Regions from separate parts of the Homo sapiens genome. Here region 2 is linked to region 1. The links are chromatin contacts, found by Hi-C or POLR2A ChIA-PET in ENCODE. All regions are on one chromosome and are shown on one strand. Each heading gives the region's core, a stretch centred on a gene start or an enhancer-like site at or near the end of the contact. The rest is flanking DNA. Distances are from core to core; before and after follow the strand shown.

The links. A loop is a pair of places that touch in the nucleus more often than their neighbours do. ChIA-PET counts read pairs that join two places held with the same protein, here RNA polymerase II (POLR2A). Pooled maps may share reads with other maps.
Region 2: a map of GM12878 shows a loop between it and region 1 (4-fold over the local background). The contact joins the promoter of MIR3681HG here to the enhancer-like site in region 1. A Hi-C loop is called at or near these places in 2 of 168 maps with a recorded cell type or tissue (GM12878 and endothelial cell of umbilical vein), 34 of 37 single-sample maps with no recorded cell type and 13 of 50 pooled maps. POLR2A ChIA-PET finds 5 or more read pairs at or near these places in 2 of 52 experiments (GM12878 and PC-9).

The regions. Positions count from the first base shown.
Region 1 is chr2:11,857,485-11,865,067 of GRCh38, forward strand. The region is part of intron 4 of LOC105373430 (a long non-coding RNA gene); the gene reads left to right. Among named protein-coding and RNA genes, the nearest start is that of MIR4262, 24 kb to the left of the region's middle. RefSeq lists enhancers at 3,333-3,432, 5,999-6,048 and a silencer at 6,319-6,368. Within about 2 kb of position 6,332, at least 11 of the 41 ENCODE cell types and tissues checked have a DNase peak (open chromatin) inside an H3K27ac peak, as active enhancers do; they include GM12878, where a contact is called at or near this core.
Region 2 is chr2:12,001,813-12,009,023 of GRCh38, forward strand. It overlaps MIR3681HG (MIR3681 host gene), which reads left to right and starts at 5,304. Exons shown (of 6, transcript NR_110196.1): 1 at 5,304-5,415; 2 at 5,935-6,031. RefSeq lists enhancers at 4,533-4,582, 5,091-5,385, 6,817-6,866.

The DNA.
Region 1 (7,583 bases), core at 5,082-7,581:
AGTGGGTCATCCTTAGGGACTTCGATGTCATCATGTGTAGTGGCAGGAGCAGAGTTGGGCAGGAACACAGTGGGCCACAGTATTCAAGGAGCAGGGTGAATGATAGGTGGTCGGAAGGTGGCTGTGAGAGAATGGAGGTTGGGAGGAAGCGGGTTTGGGGCTTGAATCACTCTAGGGCATGTGCACCAGAAGGGGTGAGAATCAGGGCTGGCCTGGGAGGTTGGGACTTCTAGGACTGAAGTGTGATGTTATTATCCCTCCTGGCCTCTGCAAGGAACAGGGACAATCACTTTGGACTACTGCGCTGCATGTCTCGCTTCCAGGTACTTGTGAGCAGTAACTGCGGTGATGAGGTGCACGTGTGCTGGAGTCAGAATGTGCTGGCTTCTCTATCACTTTCTAGACGTGTGGACCTGGGCATGGCATTTTACCCCAGTGGCTGCATTTCCTCTTCTGTAAAGTGGCACTCATGACGTTGTTTCATTAAATGAGATGTCTTAGTCCATTTTGCATTGCTGTAAAGGAATACCTGAGGCTGGGTAATTTATAAAGAAAAGAGGTTTATTTGGCTCATGGCTCTGCAGGCCATACAGGGGGCACAGCACCAGCATCTGCTTCTGGGGAGGCCTCAAGAAGCTTAAGATTATGGCAGAAGGTGAAGGGGGAGCAGGCATGTCACATGGCAAACAAGGGAGCAAGAGAGCCAGGAGGGAGCCACGTACTTTTTAACGACCAGATCTCATATGAACTCAGAGCGAGAACTCACTCATCACCAAGGGGATGGCCCAAGCCGTGCATGAGGGAATCCACCCCCATGATCCAATCACTTCCCATAGGCCCCACCTCCAACACTGAGAATTCCACCTCAACATGAGATTTGGAGGGGACGAACATTCAAACCATGTCATGAGGTAAGATGGAAAGCACTTTGCTCTCTGCCTCGAGCATATATGGGATCACTAGATATTAAATATTATGATTATTATACGAATAATATTTTTGGAACATTAAGTCACTCTGTTTTCATCCTTGGTAATCCTTTGATCCAAGCCATCCTGTTGTTCCTATGATGAAGCCCTCCATGGCTACCTCAGGCCTGGGGTCTCCACAGTGTAGATAGACTGTGCCTGCCTCAGTAAAGCAGAGGCTTGGAGCCTGGGGAGGCAGGAGAATATGCTTTAGAGCAGCGCTCCCCAATATTTTTGGTACCAGGCACTGGTTTCGTGGAAGACAATTTTTCCATGGACCAGGGGTTGAGGGTATGGTTTCAGGATGAAACTGTTCCACCTCAGATCATCAGGGATTAGATTTTCATAAGGAGTATGCAACCTAGATCCTTTGCATGCACAGTTCACACTAGAGTTTGTGCTCCTATGAGAATCTAATGCTGCTGCTGATCTGACAAGAGGTGGAGTTCAGGCAGTAATGCTCCCTTGCCTGCTACTCACCTCCTGCTGTGCGGCCTGGTTCCTAACAGGCTGCAGACTGTTACCAGTCTGTGGCTCAGGGGCTGGGGACCTCTGCTTAGAGGAAGTTCCTTCCAGAGGGGATGAGGAAGCTGAAAGTCTGCCCCTTCATGTCCAGAAGCACATGAGAAAGAGAAGAGAGGGAAGTGGAGCAGGATGGTGGTTGGCCTATCTTTCCTGACCATGCCCTTTGGGCCAAGGCTGTGGAGTGGGAGGTGCATTGTTTGTGTTGAGATAAAAGATGATACAGAGAAGCTTTGCTGTGCTCCTGGTGGGAACCCTGGAGAAGTCTATAGTCGAGGGTGACCATGCACCAACAAGGGGGGAGAGTGCAGCAGCCACTGAGGGAGGGGCTGTAGGATAAGGTGGAGTTCATGGTCCCGGGTGCACCAATTCACACACTTCACTGGAACACACCTCGCTGCAGAGAAAGCGTGTGACCCAGAGCAGGCACTTATTTCTTGGCGAGCTAGTTGTTATGTACGGGCTGAACTGTGTCCCTGCAAAATCCACGGGTAGAAGCCTTAACCCTCAGCCTCACAGAATGTGAGTGCATTTGGGGATAAGGCCTTAAAAAAAGGTGATTAAACTAAAAGAAGGACTTTAGGGTGGGTCTTAATCCCATCTGACCCATGACTTGGAAGAGGAAGAAATTGGGACACACAGGGCGACCAGGATGTGAGCAAGAGGGGTGGCCACGTGGGGACATGGAGAAGGTGGCTGTCTGAGCCATTGGCACACCAAGGAGAGAGGCTGTATTAGTCTGTTTTTATGCTGCTGATAAAGATATACCCAAGACTGGGAAGAAATTGGTTTAGGCTGGGTGTGGTGGATCCCAGTAATTGTGCCTGTAATCCCAGCACTTTGGGAGGCCAAGGAAGGTGGATCACTTGAGGTCAGCAGTTCAAGACCAGCCTGGAGGACATGGTGAAACACCATCTCTGCTAAAAATACAACAACAGCAAAAAAATTAGCCATGCATGGTGGTGCATGCCTATAATCCCAGCTACTCAACAGGCTGATGCAGGAGAATCTCTTGAACCTGGGAGGTGGAAGCTGCAGTGAGCCAAGATCACACCACTGCACTCCAGCCTGGGCGACAGAGACTCCATCTCAAAAAAAAAAAAAAAAGTGTTTAATGAACTTACAGTTCCACTTGGCTGGGGTGGCTTCAGAATCATGGCGGAAGGCAAGGAGGAGCAAGTCACATCTTACATGGATGGCAGCAGGCAGAGAGAGCTTGTGCAGCAAAACTCCCATTTTTAAACCTATCAGATCTCATGAGACTTATTCACTATCATGAGAACAGCATGGGAAAGACCTGCCCCTATGGAACTGGGTTCCTTCCATGACACGTGAGAATTGTGGGAGTTACAATTCAAGATGAGATCTGGGTGGGGACACAGCCCAACCATATCAGAGGCCTTGGAAGGAACCAACCCTGCCAACACCTTGATGTTGGATGTGAACTGTGAGGACGTAAATAAATCTCTGTTGTTTTAGGCCACCTAGCTTGTGATATTTGTTACAGGAGCCCTAGCAAACTAGCACACTAGGCTAGACAATGCTGCCGGGGACTGACATCTGCTCATGTGCACTTATGCCTTTGACTGTGGGCTGAAATGAGCCAGTGCCCCAGGTCTGCTGGCCAACATTGGTTCACAAGCCACCTCCTCCAGGAAGCCTTCCTTTATCCATCCAGGAAGAATATGGGGTCTCTTTCTCTGACTCTTGAACCCTTGTGCAGATTTCCATGAGGGCATCTTGCATCTGCCACTGCTTTTATAAATGGCTCTGACTCAGGTACTATTCAGCAGCTCCTCAAAGGGGACCAGAAGCATGTCTCTCCCATGGGTGTACTCTCTGAGTGCTGCACAGAGCCACCTGCACTTCTTGGCCCTTTTGCCTGCTGTACTACAGCTTCCCCATGGGGCTTATTGTCTTCCTGAGTTGCTTAGGATTTACTTCCTGGTTTTACCTGTCTTCTCCCACTGGCATGTGAGCCATGTGTGGCTGAGACATTTGGTCCATTTTGTCCCTGCTGCAGCTCCAGTGCCTAGGACAGGGCCTGGGACCTGGTAGTCACTCTATGCATTTTTGTTAATGAATAAATAAATGGGAAATAAAGGTGCAAATATCTCTGCTGCTGATGGGGATTCTGCTCTCCCAGAGGGAAGGTCTTGCTGTTTGGATGTGCCAGTTATTCTCTCTATAAGATCCACACTCAGCATTTTTCCTTGCCTCTATGTTCCCCAAATAAGGTGATTTTTGGCTTTTGCAATGAGTGTTTCTGAACGCTTCATGGTAATACTGTTCTGGAAGGCTGAGCAAGGGTTTGCTAGCCTGAAACTTAGTTTCACAGCCAGCAAGATACGATCTTCTGGCTTTTCTGCCTTTGCCAAGCTCTACTTAAATCTGGTGGCATGTCTAGTTGCAAGCTTAGTTAGTATTATGTTCCCCAGTTAAGGAGTGGGCTGTGTTGGTTCTCCCATGCTGTGCCAAGGATGGGATGGGCAGAGCCCCGCTGGAGGCAGGCCTTGCATCAACTCTCCACCGGTCCACACCTGGCCCACAGTGGGCTTGCAGCACACGTGCCTGTTGAATGAATAACAATGGGTTCCAGTTCTGCTGTCCTTTCTGCTGTTTCTCTCTCAGTAGATAGAAGTTTCTCTCAAACCCTTTTCAGAGTTGATATCATTCCCACATGGGATGAGGAGTCGAGAAGGGGTAATTTAGAGAAAAATAACCCAAGGAAGTGAGTAGTCTCTCCTACCTGGTCTCTAGCCCCCTCAGTGTGCAGGGAGAGGCTGTGGAGTGGGCAGGGCACTGGCCTCGATGCCCTCGGAGTGAGCCCTGCTGCCCCACAGACAAGCTGAGTACCCTTGGGCACATTACTTCACCTCTCTGAGCTTCTTTCCTAATCTGTCAGGAAAGGATAACATCTACCCTGAAGCCGAGCTGTGCAGCTACAGTGGCAGAGGCATAGTAGATGCTCAGTAAATGTTGGTGTCCTTCTTCTTCCTGGAGGGATCATTCCAATCCAGAACTTAGGGGCTCGGGACAAGGCTGAAAATCTTGGATGAGTGGATTGACTACTGGTTTTTGGCTATTTTCATGCTCTCATCTAAAAATCATTCATTTAATCAATAGTCACGGTGCATGTCTCTCAGGCAGTCTGGAAGTCATCTTTTCTAGGTAAATACCAAGACAGGTCAGAGCCTGAGAACAAGAAATGAGTGTTCAATGCTGGCCTAAAAGTGTCTGGGGAGATTTGCTGGATGTTGAAACTTTCAGCTCTCAAAGCTTCTGACATGCTGCTGTTTTTTGAAGGTAATTTTTCTCGATGACTAGTTGTGCATTTCCCTCCATTAGTTAGGGGCCTCCCTTTTCCCTCCCACATTGAGAAGGGCAGTCAGTCACATCTGTGGAAAGGTGCCAGGTCAGGCCAAGGGGCTGAGAGCTGCCTGGGTCCAAAGCTAGAATTGCAGCGGCTGGTGATGGCCAGGTTCCCTTTCCAGCTGGCTCAATTCCTTTTCTTTTTCTTAGAGGATTTTAAGAAACTGTGTTCATTTGTTCATTTATTCATTCAATGAACTCTTACTACTTACATCAACAGCATGCACACATGAAGACAATGCTTTAAGTGTTATTGTCAACTCCAAACATATTCCCCGGGTAGTCAGAGAAGGGAACACTAAATGGTGATGGGGTAGGGAAAGGTTTCAAAGAGTGGGGTGATGTTGGATATAGGCCTTGACGGTTGAACGGGAGTTTGCCCGAGGGCGATGTTCATCCCAGTCAGAGAGAATGGAGGAATAATGGATAATGGAGGAATTAATTGCAAGGATTCAAAGATGTTACCTATCTCAGCGTTTAGAGATGTTGATGTTTACTGTGTAACAGTTGATGACTGGTGAAGTTTTTGCCTGTGTGTAGGAGTGTTGGTGTGTAGGTATGTTTCTGTGTTTGGGGGAAGGATGTGTGTGTGTGTGTGTGTGTGTGTGTGTGTGTCGGGGGGTGGGATTAGGACGGGATGGATGGACATGTTGGTAGAATTCAGCATGAAAAGGCTTGATGTACCTGAATATCACTAGACCTTTGAGAAGATAAGGGTCCTCCACTGAGACATGAAACAACTGGGTGGCTGGCGAAAAGCTGTCACAATAGCAAAGGGTTCTTCAGAACTTCAGTGGTAGCCTGTCACCTGTCACCTTGCACCGGTTTGAGACTCTTTGAAATCTGGTGCCTGCCTATGCAGCTCCATCGTCTTTCTTCCTTCTGTGGCCCCTCCAGGACAGCTAAATGCTAGGTTGAGGTCAACAAGGAGTAAAACCTACCCTAGGCTTTGAAGTAGTTTGTAATCTTGTCAGATGAAACAGGAGGCGGGGAGGATGTCATGCACTGGGCGTTTCCGGAGAGCCATCTGCAATCGCAGCCACCACTCTCGGTTTGCATTGACTTTTTCCTATTTTGTTGGGTTCAGACAGGCATAGTACAAAAACACAAGTTACTTCTCAAGCCATATTCAGCCATTCACTCAGCCAGCATTTATGTTCCAGGAACTATTCCAGCCTCTGTGAATGAGTTCAGAACAAGGAATGGTTATTCAATGGCAACAAATTCGTCCATTCTTACCCTTGGTGAAATTAATCACCTCCCTGAACCTCAGTTTCCCATCTGTAAGATGGGCATAGCAACTCTTTCCTAACCAGAAGGTACCTGTGGAAGCCTCTGGCTCAGCAGGTGAGAAGTGTGTTTGTGTTCCTCTCCCCGACGCCCTCCCTCAGTACTTGCTTCCCAAGACATTGCTTTCCTTTGTTGGGTCAGAGGTGGGGTGTCGTTCCCCTTGCCACCAGCAGATGGTGCCCAACAATCCCCTGCAGGGAACCGAGGCTGCCCGCCTCCCCCAGTCTCCCCACCATCCAGCTCCCTTCCGCCCCTTCTCTGGGACACGTCAGTCATTCCAGGTCCCAGGCAGAAAGTTACACAAAACACTTTGTGTCTGTCAGCAGATTCCTGGAAGGTCACGCTGAATGATGAATGCTCCTGGGTAGGATTGGAGGGCTCTTTTTTCTTTCTTTTTTTTTTTTTTTTCCTTTTCTTTCTTTCTTTTTTTTTGTCTCCCATGAATTGCATCACTGGGCAGCCTCTTGGCTGTATTCAGCCGACTCCTGCGGTTTTTAGACCTTTCCCAATTGTTCGGTGTCTGCTTCCTCTCCAGGACCCTTCTGGCCAAGGCAGGATATTCAGGGTTGGCTGTGGCCAGGGAGCTGGCCATTGTCTAGCACATTCCATACACACACCCTGCCCAGCCCATCCTCCACTCCCAGAGCCTGGACAGACTGTGGTCCTTGGGACAGAGACCTGGTGCATTGCTGTGACCCCAGGTGACAATCTCGCTGCCCTGATTTCCAAATAAGGGGAGCCTGGCCTGGCAGAGAAATGAGCCTAATTTCCAAAGTTGAATTTCCGCCAGGATCAGAGCCTTTATATATCCTGGTCTTCGGTGTCCCCCTTCTTCCTGACCACATATAGACTGCTTATGATATTTTTTAACTTTGCCAGCTCTTTACCCAAATTGAGTAGCCATTTTGCTTTTGTAGATATCCTGAGTTGGCTCCAATTTAACATCCTGACCCATCATCCTGGTGTTAGGTATTAGGACCATGGTCCTGATATTTTGCTTGAGGAAAATGAGCCATACCACTCAGAGGTGTGGCATATGTGGCATGTGAAAGCACCTTTCTCCTCCATCAGTGGCCTTACTGATGCAGGGCAGTGGGAGTGAGTGTATGTACACAGAGCAATACAAATGAACCCTGCTCTCAAAGTCTGCGCAAAGGGGAGTGAGAAGACAGAGCAGGTGTAGTCCCTGGAGTGAGCCCTGCTGCAGAATAGATGGAAGGGGTGGGTCCAGGAACCCCGAAATGGAAGCAGCAGTGGCTCTGCTCCCCATCACCCCGAGCAATCACGTGGGGATTTGTGTCTGTCTCTGCAATTTTAGGCTCTGAGGATCTAAAGCTCTTGGTGCCCGGAGGGGAAATAATTATTAATACCATCAGGGAATACAGTAAAGAGCCCACTAAACGTAAAGCTGCAGTTGCTGCCCGGTCATTT
Region 2 (7,211 bases), core at 4,054-6,553, 140 kb after region 1:
TATGAGGTTTCACCATTTTGGAGTTTCCCCAAAATCTAAGATATATTATTTATGACATGAGCAAATGAATGAATGAAGACATACATGAACAGACTCTTTTGGGGCTTCAAATAACTATAGAATTGGAATAAGAGTCCACTGGCCCAGTGGGGCTGAAAGTGAGGACAGTTGACTGCCTCCTGGATGATTGGGCAGATTTACAGACACCCTTCACCTCATCCTTGACCTCAGGACCTTCTGTTCACTCTGTTTCCTCCTGCCCTTTCTCTTCACCTTCCTTACTTCCCTTCCTCTTCCTGTTGTGGTCTTTTTACCTTCCGCAACTGTCAGGAAACTGTTTGGAAGGGTATGTTCTGTTAGCACCTCTTGTAACTTTAGTCTGATTACACATTGAGGCATTTCACAGATTATCCAAAAGGAGATTGAATGAATTAAGTTGCGTTGTAGGGACCTGTTAGCTTTTTAATCTCTGCTCCAAGATTATAAGAGTATAGGAATTACGTATTAGTATAGGAATGGGTCACTGTCTGTCTGTCTATCTATCTATCTATCTATCTATCTATCTATCTATCTATCCATCTATCCATCTATCAGTCTATCTATTCATGCATCCTATCTATCATCTTATCTATCACCTATCTATCCATCTATCTAATATATCCATCCATCTGTCTGTCTATGTATCTATCTATATGCACACATTAAATATACATGTTAGGTTATCTCTATATGTCAACTGTATCTAATGTACATACTGCAATGAACTAAACGTTTATGTCCTCTCAAAATTCATATGTTGAAATCCTAACCCCCAAGGTAATGGTATTAGGAGGTGAGGCCTTTGGGAGGTGATTAGGTCATGAGGGTGGAGTCTTATGAATGGAATTAATGCCTTTATAAAATAGGCTCATGGGAGCCCGTTCACCCCTCCCACCATGTGAGGACACAGCAAGAAGGCACTGCCTGTGAGAGAGAAAGTAGACCCTCACCAGACACCAACTCTGCCTTGATTTTGGACTTCCCAGTCTTGAGAGCTGTGAGAATAAATTTCTGTTGTTTATAAGCCACCCAGTCTATGATATTTTGTTAAAGCAGCCCAAATGGACTAAGACACTTAGACACACACACAAACCCACACACACACAAATACACACCACACATTAGTTTATAGACAGATAATAGTTATCTTGACTACCACTGAGAACCTTTTATGTGCCAGTCACTTTGCTGGCTCTGAACGTTTCTCACTCTCAACCCCTACATTCCCACTGTAAGATAAAGAAACTCAACAGTATTAAGAGTTTACAGTAAACGACCGAATTGGATTTGAACCTGAGTTGGTTTGGTTTTGAAGTCTGTGATCTTCCCACCAAACCACCAAACTTGTGTTCCATAAGGACCCTGGGTGGGAAAAAGGAATGCGTGGACATTTCTCCTCCCAGTGCTGTGGGTCCCAGCTGCCCAGTGTCTTAAAAAGGCCCTGCTGCAGGGACAGGATGCTGAGATTCCAGTCCTCACTGAGACTGAATTGCCATGTGAACCAGTGTGAGCTCCTCACCTCTCTGAGCTTTGCAAATAGTATCATGAGATAAAACTCTACTCATGGGCCCTTCTAACTCTCACATACCAGGCTTTTGTTTTATTCAGAAACATCTCCTTTACTAACAGGCAAGCCACGGAGTCAGTCAAATAATACACGAGTGTGTATATTCACTAAGAAGAATGCAATTCCTTGCTCATGCATGTAAGTTGCACTCCAAAAATAACTGAATCAGACAGTTTTGATGGCTATGAAACTGGTGCCTGAGGAATTTTGGAGAGTTTTCCATTTGCTGGAGGTAGAAAAGGTCATTATTTATTTTCTCTCACAAGCCAGATCAATGAGCCCTTCTTAATCCTTGGACTGGTTTTCTGGCATTTTTCAATACCCAGAAACACATAAAATATGTTATTTGAGAAATTTAGCAGGCGTGTTTCAAAGTTAGGTGAAACTAATTTAGAATAAGATATCTTTGTTTATTTTGAAACATAACTGGAACTTGGAGAAACATAAGTTATTTTGAATTTAAGGGTTTGAATGATATTCCTGTGCCCCAGACCAACAAGTTCTTTTCTATTTTAAAGATACTTTTTGCTGAAGGATAGGATTTTGAGCATGTAAAATTTGAATATGAAAGAAGCCTCTAATTTTTACCCCAGTTCAAATTATTGACTGTGATAGGCCCAGAAAAGATGGAATTGATAAAAATAGCAAATTGCTGTTTTTATATTTCAGAAGAAACAAACAGATTTTTGATAACTGTTTCTTAGAAAGAGTTGGAATGGGCTGGGCACAGTGGCTCACACTTGTAATCCCAGCACTTTGGGAGGCCGAGGCAGGCGGATCATTTGAGGTCAGGAGTTTGAGACCAGCTTGGCCAATGTGGTGAATCCTCAACTCTACTAAAAATACAAAAAAATTAGCCGGGCATGGTAGCACATGCCTGTAATCTCAGCTACTTGGGAGGCCGAGGCAGGAGAATCACTTGAACCTGGAAAGCGGAGGTTGCAGTGAGCCAAGATCGGGCCACTGCACTCCAGCCTGGGTGACAGAGTGAGACTCTGTCTCAAAAAAAAAAAAAAAAAAAAAAAAAGAGTTGGAACATCCCACTGCATGCAGCCTTGCGCATAGTTACAAAAACACCGCCAGAGTTATAATTTCTGGATGACAAGTCTATTTGGTTTCTGTGGTAAATTTAAGATTCCTGCAGAATCTTAAATGCAATATTAACAAAACTCATAACCACTGTCGACTTCTCATTATTAAAGTGTTATCTTTTAATTGTATAAAACTTGGAAACTGTATTTAATGTGGTGTCCATGATAGGACTGAATAGCAGAGACTTTGAGAAAAACATCCAGGTCAGACTGCTTTGGGATTATACTTTGGGGAATTTGGGATGAGACCGTAGGCTGGTGGATAGGGAAGGGGTTTGTCACTGAGCGAATGTTTCAGTCCTTGATGTAAACCTTAGAGAAGGAAATGAGGGCTCATGAGATGGACCTTACTCATGTTTTATAGGTAAATTCTTCTAGAACAAACTCCCTGGGGTTGGCAGTCAGCCTGGCCCTCATTGAGGCCTGGTGAAGCCTGATGTGGATTCGTAGTGAGTAACTTGCCACTGTCCCGTAGGGTCAGGATGGAAGCCAGGCACCTGGGACCTGGGCTGGGAAGGGATGCCCAGGTGAGTCTGGACCTGGGGAGCAATAATTGCAAATGATTCTGTCCACGTAATTTTCCGTCCATTGTCCCAGAATGCTCCATGTCTTTTGTATGTTACAATCTAGGTTTCTCGGTGGTGGTAGACGTGATGGTAGTGCTATTAGTGGTAACGATATTGACAATAATAAAACACTTTTAAAGTGCTTATGAATATTTCTGGTACTATTCTGAATACTAAATGATAATGTATTTTGTCCTCACAATGCCCTTGTGAATGAGGAACTAATATTTTCCTGATTTTACAGGTTAGAAAATGAAGGGACAGAGAGGTTTCCTTTTTTTTTGACTAATTTCCTTAGAAAGGAAGTATATTACTTTGCTAGGGCTGCCATAACAAAATACCACTGACTGGGCGGCTGCAACAACAGAAATTTATTTTCTTGCAGAAAGGCGGCTGACAGTCCAAGATCAAGGTGCCAGCAGGGCTGGTTTTTCCTGAGACCTACTTCCTTGGTTTGTAGATGGCCATCTTATTGCTGTGTCTTCACATGGTCTTGTCTCAGAGGCATGCATGTCTCCAGCCAAATGTCCTCTTCTTGTAAGGACACCAGCCCTATTGGACTAGGACCCCACACTTATAACCTTAACTAAGCCTGTAAAGGCTCTGTCTTCAAATACAGTCACATTAGGGGCTAGAACTTTGACATGTGAATTTCATATCATAAATACAGAGAAGTGCAATTTGGTGGTAATAGCTAAGATGAATAGGAATTCTGATATGATTTTGAGACACATTCTCACTTAAAGTCTCAGCATATAAATAAAGTTTAATCACCTTGAAGATCAGACAGCTTCTTAAATATAATGATCCATTCTCAATTACCTATTAGTGGGAGGCCACGATAATAGAGAACTGAATTCCAAATATAATTAAAAATATTCGTGTCACTGCTTAGATGCCATCTCTTTCTTTACCAAACTTAAAAAAAGAAAAGTCTCTCCCCTAGAGCTCTTAAACCACATGATTCAGCTACTAACCGAAGCTCACCCTTTTGGATTTCCCCTGCTGTACTGTGGTCGAGGTGCTAATTAGCAGGGAAAGTGCCAAATGGCAGGCAGCCAGAGGAAAAGCAGAGAAGCTGAAAGACCTGCACAAACTGCAGGTTTGTGAGTTGCAAAATTGAGATATGCCTCTAATGAGTTATGTATTAAAGCCCCTCTGCCCCATGACAGCAACGTCACCCTGGCAGAGACCTCCAGTTTCCTTACCTGGTAAACGGGGATTATAATAATACCACATTCCCAGGCTTGCAGGGTATTAGACCAAATCAGCTAAGAGCAGCAGACTAAGAAACTGGTCTTTATTGAGCATATATTTTATGTCAGACACTTGGCAACATGATTCATTTAATTCTCACATTGATTCTATAAGGTAGGCATGGCTAGCTCCATTTTGTGGATGGGTAAACTGAGGCTGGAGAAACTTGCCAAGTGTCACATACCAATTACACTTGAACCTCACTCCAAAGGCTTTGCTCCTTCTACTGACCCGTGTTGCAGAAATGCCTGGCCTTTTGTGAGCACTCGGTAAATGTCTGTCATTGTTGGAGAGAAAAGGAAAAAAATTATCTCCTTGCTATGAATTTAAACAATATATTTTAAAGCTGCTGGGAGCCTTTTTGTCCTGGTTTTCTGCATCTGATTTACCTGTCCCATTTTAACCATTCATGTGAACATTGTTATGTAACTAGCACATGCTTTTACTGTGTATAACTTAGTGTTACATAAATCTAAAGGCTGCTGACTGCTAGCAATCTTTTAAATGTAATGAGCTGAAAGATTTGCTTTGAGCCTTGGGGCAGGATAGCTTTGGCTTAACCATTTGCTGAGTTCAGCTTTTAGGAGGATAAGTTTACTGCATCCCTTCAATAATCCAACTGAAGCCTGGATTCCAAGCAACTGTAGATGAGATTTAAGTCTCCAAGAATGTTAGAAACTTAAATAAAACAAGGCTTAAGCAGAAAGTCCTCACAATGGTGTCCACATTCCATCAGGATGACGTAATCGAAGGTTGGAACCAGGCGGCCTCTGCCTTTGTGTTCCGGGACCCCTCACTCAGTGCAGAGGGAAATTGACACAGCCATGATGAGGCCTGGCTCACAAGAGCCATAGTTACTGTAGGAGTTTCTGTGGCTAAATATGCTTAGCTATTGGTGGGTTTCTCAGCTATGACAATGGTCTCCGTAAAAACACAGAACAAAAATTTTTGGTTAATTGAGGTCAAATTTTGTGTTAAAGGAGGGTTAATTTCCCTCCCCTCTAAGAGAAGAGTCTCTATGTGTTTAAAAACATGTTAACATTTAGTCTTGTCTGTTTTGTTGATCAGTTGAAGTCAGAGCAATAAAATCCCAGGGGTGGAAAGGGTGCAAAGGGCCATTGGGTTCATTTCCCTCATTTGGAAGCCAAACACATGCAGGTGATGATCACACTGTCCTTGAGCTGGGTGCAGAGATCAGCTCTGCCACATGCTGTTTGTTAATTTAATAAGATGAAGTGTGGGACCCAGGCTGAGTTCCTCAACACATTTTTTCATCTGTAAAATGGGGATTATAAAAAATAATAGTACCTACCTTAAAGGGCTAGGCACAGAGCCGTAGATGAGTTAACATGTGTTTTGAACAGATCTGGGTATACTGTGGTGTGAAACATTTGCAATTCTTCTTATATTACAGAGGCAAGGACATGTGCTGGATGTGTATGCAGTCTTTGAAGCTGGAGAGGCCTGTGTTGGAAACTGTGCTCTGTCCCATGCCAGTTCCCTGACCTTGGGTAAGTCACATAAAGTGTGAGTCTTTTATTTTTTTCTAGAGTGGAAATGGGGCTATGAATTCCTAACACTGGTAGGATTATAAGGAAAAGGACAAGATTAAAGTAAACAATACATTATAAGCATGGTGGCTAGCACATGGCTAGTCTTCTCAATGAATATTTTTTAGAAAATATAAAAAGGATGAATATCGGATATCTTAGTAACTCCTTTAGCTTTAAGCACACATCTCTACACACAGCCACATACAAACGTATTGGCTACACATTGGACTCCTTTTTTTTTTTTTTTTTTGAGACAGGGTCTTGCTCTGTTGCTGAGGCTGGAATGCAATGGCACAAACATGGCTCGCTGCAGCCATGACCTCCCGGGCTCCTGATTCTCCCACTTCAGTCTCCTGAGTAGCTGTGATGACAGGTGCATGCCACCACACCTGGCTAGTTTTTTAATTTTTTGTAGAGATAGGGTCTTGCCATGTTGCCCAGGCTGCACATTTAACTACTTTTACTTTTTCCTTCTTAACTTCTTGACATATGGTAGAGAACACAACCTAAAGTCACCAAATAGGTGAAAAATCTAGATTTCCTTTTTTTTTTTTAAATTTTGTTTTTGACCCATTTCCTTAGAAAGGAAGTATATTCGTTTGTTAGGGTGGCCATAACAAAATACTATAGACGGGGTGGATTCAACAACAGAAATTTATTTTTGGCTAAAAATCCAAGATCGAGGATTGCATCTTTCCAATTTCTGGCAGGGCTGGTTCCTGCTTGGTTTGTAGACAGCCATCTTATTGCTGTGTCTTCCCATGGTCTTGTCTTTGTGGGCATGCATGTCTGTACCCAAATCTCTTCTTATAAGGACATCAGTCCTAGCAGACTAGGACCCCACACTAATAACCTTCATTAACTCTGTGAAGGCCCTGTCTCCAAACACAGTCACATTGGGGGTTAAGGCTTTGACATATGAATTTTGGGGACATAATTCATTTCATAAAAGAAAGATATCACTTTCTGCTTCCTCATTCATGTTGACTCATTCAGAGAAAATTTGTGGTATATTTACCATCTGCAAGCCACAGAAAGGCCTCAGAAGAAACCGGCCGTGCTGACACTTTGATGGTGGACTTGTAGCCTCCAGAATTGTAAGAAAATACATTTTCTTTTGGTTTAATCCAACCAGTCT